2 separate regions of the Homo sapiens genome follow, and region 2 is linked to region 1. Evidence: chromatin contacts called from ENCODE Hi-C or POLR2A ChIA-PET data. All regions are on one chromosome and are shown on one strand. Each heading gives the region's core, a stretch centred on a gene start or an enhancer-like site at or near the end of the contact. The rest is flanking DNA. Distances are from core to core; before and after follow the strand shown.

What was found. Hi-C counts contacts between places; a loop is a spot of excess contacts on that map. ChIA-PET counts read pairs that join two places held with the same protein, here RNA polymerase II (POLR2A). Pooled maps may share reads with other maps.
Region 2: a loop to region 1 is called in a map of GM12878, with 2.5 times the contacts of the local background. The contact joins the enhancer-like site here to the promoter of GCLC-AS1 in region 1. A Hi-C loop is called at or near these places in 6 of 168 maps with a recorded cell type or tissue (B cell, GM12878, adrenal gland and 3 more), 7 of 37 single-sample maps with no recorded cell type and 10 of 50 pooled maps. POLR2A ChIA-PET finds 5 or more read pairs at or near these places in 3 of 52 experiments (GM12878, MCF 10A and PC-9).

What each region holds. Positions count from the first base shown.
Region 1 is chr6:53,430,115-53,437,213 of GRCh38, forward strand. GCLC-AS1 (GCLC antisense RNA 1) reads left to right here and starts at 1,380. Exons shown (of 5, transcript NR_183318.1): 1 at 1,380-1,525.
Region 2 is chr6:53,462,396-53,469,356 of GRCh38, forward strand. All of the region lies in intron 2 of GCLC-AS1 (GCLC antisense RNA 1), which reads left to right. Among named protein-coding and RNA genes, the nearest start is that of GCLC-AS1, 34 kb to the left of the region's middle. Within about 2 kb of position 3,481, at least 11 of the 41 ENCODE cell types and tissues checked have a DNase peak (open chromatin) inside an H3K27ac peak, as active enhancers do; they include PC-9 and adrenal gland, where a contact is called at or near this core.

The DNA of each region.
Region 1 (7,099 bases), core at 130-2,629:
TGAATGTATACTTGTGTCAAAGCTTATCAAATAATGTACTACAATTATGTACAGTTTATTTCAGTTATACATGAATAAAGCTGTTTTACTATTAAAATGTAATTTTGAGGTAGTTTAATAGCATTTAGTGAAGAGAACGAGGGATAGGAAGACAAAAAAGATTATTATAAGGTTTCTGGAATGAGATAATTTCTGTGAAGATATTTAAAGCCCTGGCAATGGATGAGACCACCAAGAGTAGGAATGGAAGAAGGTCTAGGACTGAGTGTGGAGGACAGCTGATATTTACAGGCTGTGTGGAGAAGGAGCAGAGGTCTTACTTCTTTGTGGGGTGTGCCATTGTTGATTTATCTCTTATTGAGAGAGATCATGTTTATTGCTAATATTTTTCATTTCTGAGCTGCAACGAATAACCTTATACATTTTGGAAGTGTGTGTACATGTAATCTGTAAGATAAATTTTTAGATGTAGAATTTTCTGGATCAGAGGGTAGGAGTAGTTGTGATTTTGGTAAATAATGCTAAATTCCTCTTCATAGAAGTTGTACCTATTACATTCCCATCAGCAATATGAAAATGCCTCTTTCCCCACAACCTCATCAGCACAGAAGATTATCAAATTTTTGACCTTTCCTAATTTCACAAGTGAAAATTGGTAGCTCAGTATTATTTTAATTTGCATTCTTTAGCTATGAGTGAGATTAAACATGTTTTATTGGTTAAGAGTCATTGGGAGGATTGTTGTACCTTTAAAAAAATTGAGTTATTGATTTTTTTTAACACGTTATACATGCTTTCTTTATATAAGGAAAAGTAGCCCTTTGCTTCCAATATATCTTGCATATATATTTTCCCAGTTTGCTGTTTGTCTTTGAAATTTGTTTATGGTAGCTTCGGCCTTGTAGAAATGGTTGATTTTCGTATTGTCAAATTTATAAATCTTTTTGTTTATGGTTCTTGAGTTTTGTGTCATAGAGAGGTTTTTCCAACTCTCGAAGAATTCTCTCGAGATTTCTTAGAACTGATTTATAATTTCATTATTTACTCTGAAATCTTTGATTCAATTGTATATTTTCCTGGTGCAAGTGGGAGGGGTTAAGACAATTTTAGTTTTATTTTTAGATGGCTACCTGGTTTCCCAAAATCATTTATAAAATAACTGTCTTCTCACCATTGACTGGAAGATTTCACCTTTATCTTTGTTAAGTAAAAGAGAAGGCTTTATAAATGAGGGTTTTAGAATATATTTGAATGCTGACACTTAATCCCAGTGCAACACTGTTGGGAGTTGCGGCCTTTGGGGTATTTAGGTCATAAGGGCTCCACCTTCATGAATGGATTAATGTTGTTATAAAAGCCCTTTATGAAGGAGTTTGGTCCTCTGTCCCTTCTGTCTTCTGCCATGTGAGGACACAGTGTTTCTCTTCTTTGGATGACACAGTGTTCAAAATGCCATTGTGGAAGCCAAGAGCAGCCCTCACCAGATGCTGGTGCCTTGATCTTGGACTTCTCAGCCTTCAGAATGGTAAGAAATAGATTTCTGTTCTTTATAAGTTCTGTTCTTTATAGGTCTGTGCTATTATACTAGCACAAAATGGACTAAGACAATGAACATGTATGCAGATATGTTTAAATTTCATGGTGGAAAGAAAGATGACTTCTATTTTCCTGTTGTAGTAGAGGGTGTTGATGGATACAAGGCAGCAAAGTCCATTTCTGCTATAACAAAACACCATAGACTGATGGCGTAAACAATCAATATTTGTTGCTCACAGTTCAGAAGGCTGGAAGTGCAAGATCAAGCTGTCAGCAGATTTGGTGTCTGGTGAGAACCTGCTTCCTTGTTCATAGACAGCTGTCTGCTTCCTGTGTCTTCACCTGGCAGGAGGGTTAAGGGAACTCGCGGGAGCCTCTTTCATAAGGGCATGAATCTCATTCTTGAGGGCTCCACACTTACGACCTAATCACCCCCTAAAGTCCCCATCTCTTAATTCTATCACCCGGGGGGTCAGGATCTCAGCATTCAAATTTAAGTTGGGGGACACGAACATTCAGATCATGGCATAAACCAACCGTTCTAATTGCATTATTTTCTCTAGAAATGATCGGCTGCCTCTGTGTGGGCAAAGAAAAGGCCTATCTACCTTGGAAACAAAGCTTTGGAAAACTCATTGCTGGTCTAAAGAAACAGACAATTGAGGCCAGGCGCTGTGGCTCATGCCTATGCTCCCAGCACTTTGGGGAGCCGAGGTGAGAGGATCTCTTGAGCCCAGGAGTTCAAGACCAGCTTGGGTAACATAGTGAGACCCCACGTCTACCAAAAAAACATTAATAAATTAGCCAGGCATGGTGGCTTGTGTCTGTGGTCACAGCTACTCAGGAGGCTGAGGTGGGAGGACTGCTTGAGCCTGGGAGGTCGAGGATACTGTGAACCATGATCGCACCACTGTGCTCCACCCTAGTCAACAGAGCAAAGCCCCATTTAAAAAAAAAAAAGGAAAAAGAAAAGAAAAAGAAAAAATGAAATACACAATTGGACAGTAAAAGAGCCTCTAAAGGGGAAGCAAACAAGAGGTTAATAGGGCATTGATGACTAAGAACCCATTTTGCAATATTCTCTGGAGCTGGCCTTGCATTTAGAATGAATGTGAACCTGAAACTCTTCAGGATTCAGGGCAGGGGATGGCATATGATCTATTTGCCTACACTTTGCTTCAGCTGACAGCAGCCGGCAGGTCATGATCCCTGTTTTCTCCCATGATTTGTTGTCTCAGCTGCCAGATGACAGTGCTATTGGGCTGCTCCTAACTATGATCACTCCTTAGCCTGTCCTCGGGTAGCTCTTGCTTCCAGATTTTATTAACCCACACATCCCAGCTGGGTTTCTGGAAACCCCCACCCACCCACCCTGTGAACTGCTGACGTTGCTGATGACTGTGGGCAGTGAGAGCAGCAAGTGGGAAACAATCTTATGAAAGAGAGAAGAATGTGAGTCAGCTGGATAGATGGTATTATGTGAAAGAAAGAAGATGCATTGGGAAAGTAGGATAAGCCTCATTCTTTTAATAAATACTCATCAAAAGCTGATTACAGAATAGTACTGGATTATAAGATTGAAGTTCCTCCTAAGCCTTTCCCATAAAGATAGGAAGCATGATTTCATCTTTCATTTCATCTTTGAAGATATTGGTTACTGGTCTTCATATGAGCTAAGTGCTCATTAAATGGTTGCTGAATGGATTAATAAAGGAGGGACTATTTTAGTGTCTTTGCTTGTGCCATTCTCTCCCTGGAACACTTTCCCTTTTCTAATATAACTCCAGAAATTCCACTTTCGTCTGAAGGCTCCCCCCTCCTCCATGAAGCCTTATGTGACTAACTTCTGCCTAAAGTTAGCTTCCCCTTTCTAAAGTCTATGGTACAGATAGTTGAATCTATGTCAATAACACATTCTGTCCAATATTTTGCTTCCATATTCCTCTCTCCCACTGTGGATCTTTTTAATGCTGTGTAGATACAGAAATATACATTCTTACTCTCCAACAAGTGTGTGCATTTCCTAAATGCAGGGATGACATCTTTGACTTCTTTCCGAATGTCCATGGTTCCTGATAGCGTACTGGGCACAAAGTACTGCCCTCGAAGTACTTATTTATTTGACTACCTATTATCTCTATCTAAAGCAAATATTGTTAGAAAAAGGCTGAGGCTTATTGTTAACCCATACAGGACAGAGAATTGTAATGATCTTTCTTCCTAATCCTTAGCTTAATCCTCCTAATCCTGTAGCTTAAACCCTGAAAATGTTTGCATCCTTGATCTATAAGGAATGTTATAGCATGTGACTCTATTAAGTGTGGAAAATTGAAAGGCAAATTAAAATATTTTTATTTGGCAGCATCATGAAACTGTTGAGGTCTATAGACATAATCTTCATATGAATGCTAAACGTAGTACTTACTATCAATAGATGTTCAAGTCCAATGTTACTGAGCTGTGACTGTAGCAATTCGCTAATCTTCCTTTGAACATACACTATTTACTTTTTAAAGTCTTAGTTAAAAAATCAATTTTTTTCTCTCTAGTGAATTTTATGATGCTTTTGTTTTATATTATTCAACCTAAAACTTCTGAGATTTTTAAAAGGCTAACAGCAGGTTGTGAATGTTCAAATAGACAAAATTACAAAGTACACATTCATTACTGACTTAGCTCAGCTTCCTGAGATAATCAGAAGTTAAATTTCATCAGCTCTCTCTACCCGAAGGCTATGGCACTACCACAAAGATAAATTCTTTTTTTTTGAGATGGAGTCTCGCTCTGTCTCCCAGGCTGGAGTGCACTGGCGTGATCTCAGCTCACTGCAAGCTCCGCCTCCTGGGTTCACGCCATTCTCCTGCCTCAGCCTCCCCAGTAGCTGGGACTATTAGGTGTCTGCCACCACTCCCAGTTAATTTTTTGTATTTTTAGTAGAGATGGTGTTTCACCTTGTTAGCCAGGATGGTCTCGATCTCCTGACCTTGTGATCCGCCCGCCTCGGCCTCCCAAAGTGCTGGGATTATAGGCGTGAGCCACCGCGCCTGGCCCCACAAAGATAAATTCTTTGAATCAGAGAGAATGAATACTAATATTAGAGTTGAGACGGGTAAAAGGGCAACAGAAGGATTATGGGGTGCATAGAAGAGGAGGCTTTGACAATCTAGATACTTTCTCTCCCAAGCCCAAGTATGTATTATTTTGTATTGTTATTACCCCTTAGTCATAGACTGGAGACTTATGCCAGGATTTATTGACTCTTCAAGTCTCATTATCAATCTGCATTTAAGATTTAACAGCAAAGTTTGAGATTGAAAGATTACTTGTTCAGACACAAAATAACTTGATCTTCTTGTGGAAACTCAGCTTTAAATAAATAAATAAATAAAATAACAATAGATTTCAACAGTAAAGTCTTTGTTTGGCTGGGCGCAGTGGCTCACACCTGTAATGCCAGCACTTTGGGAGGCTGAGGTGGGCAGATAACCTGAGGTCAGGAGTTTGAGACCAGCCTGGCCAAGATAGTGAAACCCTTTCTCTACTAAAAATACAAAAATTAGCCAGATGTGGTGGTGTGCACCTGTAATCCCAGCTACTCAGGAGGCTGGGGCAGGAGAATCACTTGAGCCCAGGAGGCGGAGGTTGCAGTGAGCCGAGATTACACCACTGCAGTCCAGCCTGGGCCACAGAGTGAGACTCCATCTAAAAAAAAAAAAAAAAAAAAAAAAAAAAAGGCTGAGAAAATGGTAAACATGTAAGTCTTAATACATTGTTTTTATATAATGATTACAACAATAAGTCTATTCTGTACAGTTAGATATAAGGATATAACTAGACTTTTTCTTACAGTAGCATGTACGTCATGAGGGAGGATGTGATAGGAGTCAAAGTGCTCTAAGATTGGGATGATTATATGTCCCAATTTGCCCAGGAGAGTTCATGCTTGTGCCTGTTTTCCCAGTGTAATAGTTAATACTACCCCCTTATCTCAACAGCATCCTAACTTAGATGATAAATTACTTGGCTACTTTACACATATAGGACTTAGTGACCTGGTGAACTTGGGGAACAAGCAACAGAGCAGAGGCAAAGATAAAGTTAAGATCTCATTCCTGGTTGTCTCATCGTGTGGTAGGGCCACTGACATAAACACTGGGTGAGCTTGTGAATACTTGTCTCAGATCTGGAACTTCTAGTAGGATGTTTCCTAAGACCGAGAAGATGGTTGGTTCCACCCATTCCAATTATTTGGGTTATTAATTGTTCTGAGGCATTTCAGTTAGTTAAATCTAACCTGTCATCCCTCAGTTCTTCTTTGAGTATATGAGAAAACCTAAGAGGCTCCCAAGTTGACTGTACAGCTGAGAGTTTTCCACTGAGAAGTCCAAAAAGGCCCCGTTGTCATCAACCTCACATTTACCATGATAGGGTCTATAATTCCAAGTTAACTGGGTGAGGAAGGGGCTCAGGTTTCTATTTGCATTAAGCTATAGAGAATAGGAGGAATAGTTTCCTATTTAAAAAATAAATTTTTTAAAGTGTGAATATTCCATAAACCAACAAACAGAAAGAAATTTAGAATGTGCTCACTGAATTAGTCAGTTCAGTAATAATTATGGTGGTGATTCTGGAGAAGGGCGTGGAAGAGACAGCTTGGGGAAGAGAACAGTGCTAAGACAAGAACCAGAAGGCCTGGATTCTGGGTTTGATTATGCCCCTTCTGGCAATGGGATCTTGAATAAGTCATTTATCTTCTTTAAATTGCAGTTTCTTCTGTAAAATGAATTAAGAGAAAAATTAAGAATATTTGTAAGCACTAGCCATGTGCCAGGCACTACTCTAAGCACTTTATGAATCTCTAAAACAAACCAATGTATTATTGGCATTATTTCCATTCTAAAGATGAGGAAATTGAAGCATGGAGAGATGAGTTAACCTTCCTAAGACCACGCCCCTTCTCAGTGGCACCTCTAAGATTTGAAACTGGGCACTATGCTTTAACTCTCCTGACTACCATCGGGTATGCCCGTTCACCATTTTACATTCTGCTATATGTCTTGGGAAAATGACCCATGTGGGTGTCCTTGCTCTCTGGCTTCCAGTTGGGTTCCAACAGTGACAAGAGATTGGAGAGTGGGAGGACAGATTGGTTTCTTTCTCTTCCCAGTTGCCTCCCTAAGAGGCCATCACAGATTGGCTGATTCTTTTATCAAACGTGGTGTCTCTTGTCGAGTGCCCTCTCCATACAGTTAACCTATACCAGTTCTAAAAACTGCTTTTTTTTCCCCCTCCATTCTCTTTTAGGCTAGGAATAGTAACAGCTCTTTGATCTTGCCAGTCTGGGATACTGCACCACCCTTTGCTGTCAGAATCCTTTCTGATTACACATTGCAACTTTAAAGTTGCACATGATGTACTCTACCAGAAGGAAGCTGATTTCGTGGTCACAATACTATCTGTCTGGAGTGGTGGGGGTTCTGCTTAGCAAGGACTCCCCTAGTTGGGCCTCTTAGAATGGAGAAAGTTGACAGTTTCAGGACTGAGATATTTGAGAAAATCAGGA
Region 2 (6,961 bases), core at 2,231-4,730, 34 kb after region 1:
AAACAGTCTCATCAAGAACCTCCCATCTGTATCCAAACCTCTCTTCCCAGCATCTTTCTGGAGCTTCCACAGCATTTAACACGGTCCCCATCCCTGCTTTTTGGAATCTTTGTTTCCACTAATCTTTAACACTTCAACTGTCCTTCTTTACTCGAAGGCCAGCTCAGAGCTTCTTTGCTGGTTCCTATCTCCTCCATTGATTGAAAAAGTTCCCAGATTGATTGCTTGGTTCTCCTGTTTGTCTCTAGATTTCTCCTCACAGACCTGCATTCTCATGACTTCAGCTCTCCCTGCATCATGACTCCCAAGTCATTTCAAAGTGAAATTATTGTCCAGGTCGGTGGCTTATGCCTGTAATCCCAGAACTTTGGGAGGCTGAGGCCAGCAGATCACTTGAGCTCAGGAGTTTGAGACCAGCCTGGGCAGCATAGCCAGAACTTGTCTCTGGTAAAACAAACAAACAAAGAAATAAACAAAAACGAAATTATTAGGAACTCTAAGACAGCAACAGCAGATTATTAAATCCCAAACCTGGGCCTCCTTCTGATCACAGAGCCCTGCACCTGGCCACATGCCCATGTAACCGACTCTGCCATTAGTTAAATGACTAAATAAGTATATAGTACATTCTTTCAAAAAGCAGTAAAAGGAAATAAGAAAATGGCATAAAAGAGAGAGAAAGTAGGCCAGACATAGTGGCTCACACCTGTAATCCCAGCACTTTGGGAGGCCAAGGCAGGCAGATCACGAGGTCAGGAGTTCGAGACCAGCCTGGCCAACATAGTGAAACCCCATCTCTACTAAAAACACACACAAAAAAATTAGCCAAGTGTGGTGGCACATGCCTATAGTCCCAGCTATTCTGGAGGCTGAGGTGGGAGGATCGCTTGAACCCAGGAGGCAAAGGTTGCAGTGAGCCGAGATCGCGCCATTGCACTCCAGCCTGGGTGACAGAGTGAGACTCTGTCTCAAAAACAATAAAAATAAAAATAAAAAAATAAAAAGGGAGAAAGAGAAAGGAGTAGGGTGAAGCAAAGGGGTTTCAGGGTCTGGGATTACAGAGGGGAGGGGTCTTGAAAGGAAGAGTCCTTGAAAAGACTGGTTGGTGGGAAAAGGCCTAAGGCAGGCGCTCAGGTAAAGGGTCTAATCTCAGAGAAGAGCCACACTTCTTCACGAAGGCTAGAGAATGGAGACAATGAGCATAGAAGCAGCATGGTGAGAGCTACGAGACTTCATCATGGATAGCAGAGGGATATCAGCAGAAGCATTTGTTGTTTTTTGTTTTTTTTTGTTTTTGTTTTCGTTTTTTGAGACCAACTCTCACTCTGTTGCCCAGGCTGGAGTGCAGTGGTGTGATCTCAGCTCACTGCATCCTCTGCCTCCTGGGTTCAAGCGATTCTCCTGCCTCAGCCTCCTGAGTAGCTGGAACTATAGGCACGCACCACCACGCCCGGCTAATTTTTGTATTTTTAGTAGAGATAGGGTTTCACCATGTTGGCAGGCTGTTATTGAACTCCCAACCTCAAATGGTCCTCCCACTTTGGCCTCCCAAAGTGCTAGAATTATAGGCGCGAGCCACCACGCCAGGCCTGAAGTATTTAAGACACAATGAGATGTTGCTTCGTCTCTTTATCTAATTACTGTGGTGCACAATAAAGTGAATCAGACCTGTCAGTGTCTCCAGAAAGCTTACAGTTCCAGAAGAGACAAAACACCAATATGAAATTTAGGACAAAATATGATGAGTGAGTTGGAAAACCTCATTTAGTTAAACTAAGCTTCCTAGAAATATCTTCCTGCTAAATATTTGTTAACTTGGCTTAATACAGAAGGAAAACACAAAATAATATAAATAGCATGGTAGAAATGACATGGTACATTGCATTAGGCATTATAAGTAATCTAGAGATGAATTAAAGTATATAGGAGGATGTGCAAAGCTTATATGCAAATACTACACCATTTTATACCAGGGACTTGAACATCTGTGGATTTTGGTATCTGCAGATGATCCTGGAGCCAATCCCCAATGAATACTGAGGGACAACTCTGTATACACACATACAAATACATGCACATGTGCATATATACACATTTATACATACACACACACGCATGCACACTCACACATATAGACATGCACATATCATTTGAGTCAAATCTACATGAACCTTACCTAGAGTTTTCTGTTTATTCACAGAACTGCCTAGAGGCAATAGAATACCAAGTTAGAAATCAAGTTGAAGCAACATTTACTCAGCCGCTATTTACTAGGGAGTGCTGTCTGCCAGGAATTGTTCCAGGGGCTTACGATGTTGTGATGAACACAAAATCTCCTGCAGCCACAGGACTTACATCCCACTGGGGAGGCAGAGAGTGAACATTACATATAAATATCTAACATAAAATCAGATCATGGTGTGCGCAATGAAAGAAGATAGAGGAGGTGGGGGTGTAGAGAGACAGTGCGTGTGTAGGAGTGGGCTCACACTATTTTAATCAGGGATCAGTGAAGGCTTCCTGAGATGGTGGCATTTATGTAGGAAAAGGAATGAAAAGAGGGGTGAGTCACGTGAAGAGTGGGGAGAAGAGCACTCCAGGATGAGGAAATCACAAGGGGAAAGGCCATGGGCAGGGTGTGCTTGGAAGCTCAAGGGATGGCAAGGAGCCCAGTGTGACCTGAGCAGTGAGATGAGAGGGTATTGGGAAATTAGGTCAGAGGGGTAGCTCTGGCCAGGACACTGTGACATTTGCAAGTGAAAGTAAAGATTCTGGACTTTAAGAGATACTTATCTCAGTTTTGAAAAATGAGAAGAGTCATCCCCCAGATAAGGAGGAAGAAAAATTCTAGGCTGAGGAAACAGCATGTGCTATGGTACGAAGGAGTGGCTGGCTTTGCGTCTTCCGTTGAGTTTCTGAGAGTTGATATCAGTGGAATCAAGGCTAAGAGGTGGTGAGCCTGTGCGTAGTTCGAGGCCAGGCTAAAATGTGCCCAATGCACAACTCACCATCAGACCAGCCCCGCTGGGTTCTCCTGGGTGGGAGGTGAGCCCAGTGTGCCAGCAGGTTGTGGGAGGAGAGGTCAGTTCAGAGACACACTATCATTGACAGAGAGAAGAGTTAGTCCAGACCCATGCTTTCTTCTGCAGCCATTATATTCTCTTTCCTGGGCTCAGAAGCAGAAGGCTCAGGAAGCTACTGCTCCTGAAGATGGGATCAATTACACGCAAAAGTGGACGCCTGTGCTCCTGGATTGGGAAGGTTGAAGGAAGAGAAGGAGGCTCATGAACAAATGGGCAGTTTGCACAAGGAAGTAGGGACAAAAGAGTGAAATCGCCACAAAGCGTGAAGCTCCTTGCCGTGAGCAAGGCTGGGACACATGGGACAGAGTCTCTGACAAATGCTCCCTTCTCTCTGAGAAGGGCCTGTTCCTGCAGGCCCAATTCAATCTTATCTCTGTTAAGTATCTGATCACTGCTTACCCATCAGCACACCGTGAAACAAAACAGGCCAGGCATCTCAGAGTGACCTCCTAAGCATGGAACAGGGAATTCTATGTTCTGAACTAATATGGCCCTTGGCAAAATTGTGCAACAGTTGAGGCTGCTGTTTACTAACTCCCACATCCACTTGCAGCCCAGGACTTTGCTTTGGTCCCAGCAAGGGTGTTAGCTGATGAGGCTGGATGTGTTACGCCATAACACAGCATGTTGGAAGGGGCCTTCATATAGAACGTTTGAAAGTTTCTGCTTCAGGGACCTTGTTTCTAAAGGGCTGAGGTGTGGCATGAGACAGGAAGAGATCTGCCTTACTCCTGAGAGAGGCGACTGGAACACTGCCTCTGTTCTCTTTATCTACAGAGAAAGAAAGTGATTTTGGAAGATTGGTCTGACTGAAAGAAGTTTCTGGAGTGATGAGAAAGGGGTGTGATTGGATAGTGCTTGCCTTACACTGTGAGAATTATGTGTTCCTTCATTCTTTGACCAAAATTTATTGAGTGCCTCCTATAGGCTGGGCATTGTTCAAGGTGCCATGGTTATAGCAGTAAACATATTTCTGTTGTTTCATATTTCAAATATTTTAAAGAGTAAGAACAGAATCAAAAGACGTTGGGAAAAATCCTTCCCCTCCCCTGGTGTACCTTAATAATGAGTCACCACAGAACATTCTACAGCAAGCTTGTCCAACCCCCAGCCTGCAGGCTGCATGCAGCCCAGGACAGCTTTGAATGTAGCCCAACAAATTCATAAACTTTCTTAAAACATTATGAAATTTTTTTTGCAAAATATTTTTTTTTAGCTCATCAGCTATCATTAGTGTTATATTTTATGTATGGCCTAAGACAATGCTTCCAGTGTGGCCCAGGGAAGCCAAAAGATTGGACACCCCTGATCTAGAGCAATAGAAGGGTCTGGTAGCTGGCTAGATTATTTGGGGAATTCAGGAGATGTCAATCATTTTTTTTAAAAAAAGCTTATGTTTAATGTTTTAAAAACTTATTTTTAATTTTTAATTTTTGTGGGTACATAGTAGGTGTATATATTTATGTGGTACACAGAATATTTTGATACAGGTATATAATGTGTAATGACCACATCAGGGTGTATGAGGTATCCATTACCCCACGCATTTATCCTTTCTTTGCATTATAAACAATCCAATTATACTCTTTTAGTTATTTTTAAATGTGCAATAAATTACTGTTGACTGTAGTCATCCTGTTGTGCTATCACATACTAGATCTTACTCATTCGATCTAACTATATTTTTGTACCCATTAACCATCCCTATTTCCACCACTGCCCCTCCATTCCCAGCCTCTGGTAACCAGCCTTCTACTCTATCTCTGTGAGTTCAATTGTTTTAATTTTTAGTTCCCACAAATAAGCAAGAACATGTGAAGTTTGTCTTTCTGTGCTTGGTTTATTCTTAACATAATGTCTTCCAGTTCCACCCATGTTGTTGCAAATGACTGGATCTCATTCTTTTTTATGGCTGATAAGTACTCCATTGTGTACAAGTACCACATTTTCTTTATCCATTCATCTGTTGATGGACACTTAGGTTGTTTCAAGTCTTAGCTATTGTGAATAGTGCTGCAACAAACATGGGAGTGCAGATATCTCTTGGACATAGTGATTTTCTTTCTTTTGAGTATATATCTAGCCATGGAGTTACTGGATTATCTGGTAGCTCTATTTTTAGATTTTTTTTTGAGGAACCTCCAAACTCTTCTCCATAGTGGTTGTACTAACTTACATTTCCACCAACAGTGCATGAAGGTGGCCTTTTTTCCACGTGTTCTCCAGCATTCATTATTGTCTGTCTTTTGAATAAAAGTCATTCTTACTGGGGTGAGCTAATATCTCATTGTAGTTTTCATTTGCATTGCTCTGATGACCAATGATGTTGAGCACCTTTTCATATGCCTGTTTGCCATTTGTATGTCTTCTTTTGAAAAATGTCTATTCAGATCTTTTTCCCATTTTTAAATTGGATTATTAGATTTTTTTTCCCTATTGAGTTGTTTGAGTTCATTATAAGACTGGTTATTAATCCCTGGTCAGATGGATAGTTTGCAAATATTTTCACCCATTCTGTGGGTTGTCTCTTCACTTTGTTGATTGTTTCCTTTGCTGTGCAGAAGGTTTTAAACTTGATGTGATCCCAATGGTCCATTTTTGCTTTGATTGCCTGTGCTTGTGGGGTATTACTCAAGAAATCTTTGCCCAGATTAATGTCCTGGAGAGTTTCCCCAATGTTTTCTTGTAGTAGTTTCATAGTTTGAGGTCTTAGGTTTAAGTCATTAATTCATTTTGATTTGATTTTTGTATGTAGTAAGAGATAGGGATCTAGTTTCATTCTTCTGCATATGGATATCCAGTTTTCCTAGCAGCATTTATTGAAGAGACTGTCCTTTGAGCAAACTGTGTTCCTGTGACTTTTGTCAAAAATGAGTTTACTCTAGGTGTATGGATTTGTTTCTGGGTTCTCCACTCTGTTTCATTGGTCTGTTGGTCTGTTTTTATGCCAGTACCATGCGTTTTGGTTACTATATCTCTGTACTATAATTTGAAGTCAGGTAATGTGAGTCCTCTAGCTTTGTTCTTTTTGCTCAGGATAGCTTTGGCTATTCTGGGTCTTTTGGGGTTCCATGTCAATTTTAGGATTTTTTTTCTATTTCTGTGAAGAATATCATTGGTATTTTGATAGGGATTGCATTGAATCTGTAGATTGCATTGGCTAGGATGGACATTTTAACGTTGATTTTTCCAGTTTTTTATGTCCTCTTCAATTTCTTGAATCAATGTTTTATAGTTTCCATTGTAGAGATCTTTTAGTTCTTTGGTTAAGTTTATTCCTACCTATTTTATATTATTTGTAGCTACTGTAAATAAGATTATTTTCGTGATTTCCCTTTCAGAATGTTTGCTGTTGACATGTAGAAATACTACTGATTGGCTGGGCTCAGTGGCTCACCCTGTAATCCCAGAACTTTGGGAGGCCAAGGTGGGAGGGTCATTTGAGACCAAGCGTTCGAGATCAGCCTGGCTAACATGGCAAAACCCTGTCTCTACAAAAAATACAAAAATTAGCCAGGCGTGGTTGTGCACACCTGTAATCCTAACTACTCAGGAGGCTGGCACATGAGAATAGCTTGAACCCATGAGGTGGAGGTTGCAGTAAGCTGAGATCACACCACTGCACTCCAGCCTGGGTGACAGAGTGAGACTCCTTTTCAAAAAAAAAAATCTACTGATTTATGCATGTTGATTTTGTATCCTGCAACTTCACTGAATTTGTTTACCAATTCTAATATACTTTTTATGGAATCTTTAGTTTTTTTGAAATATAAGATCATATCGTCTGCAAACAAGGATAATTTGACTTCTTCCTTTCCAATTTGGATGACCTTTTATTTCATTCTTTTGTTTGATTGCTTTAGCTAGGACTTCCAGTA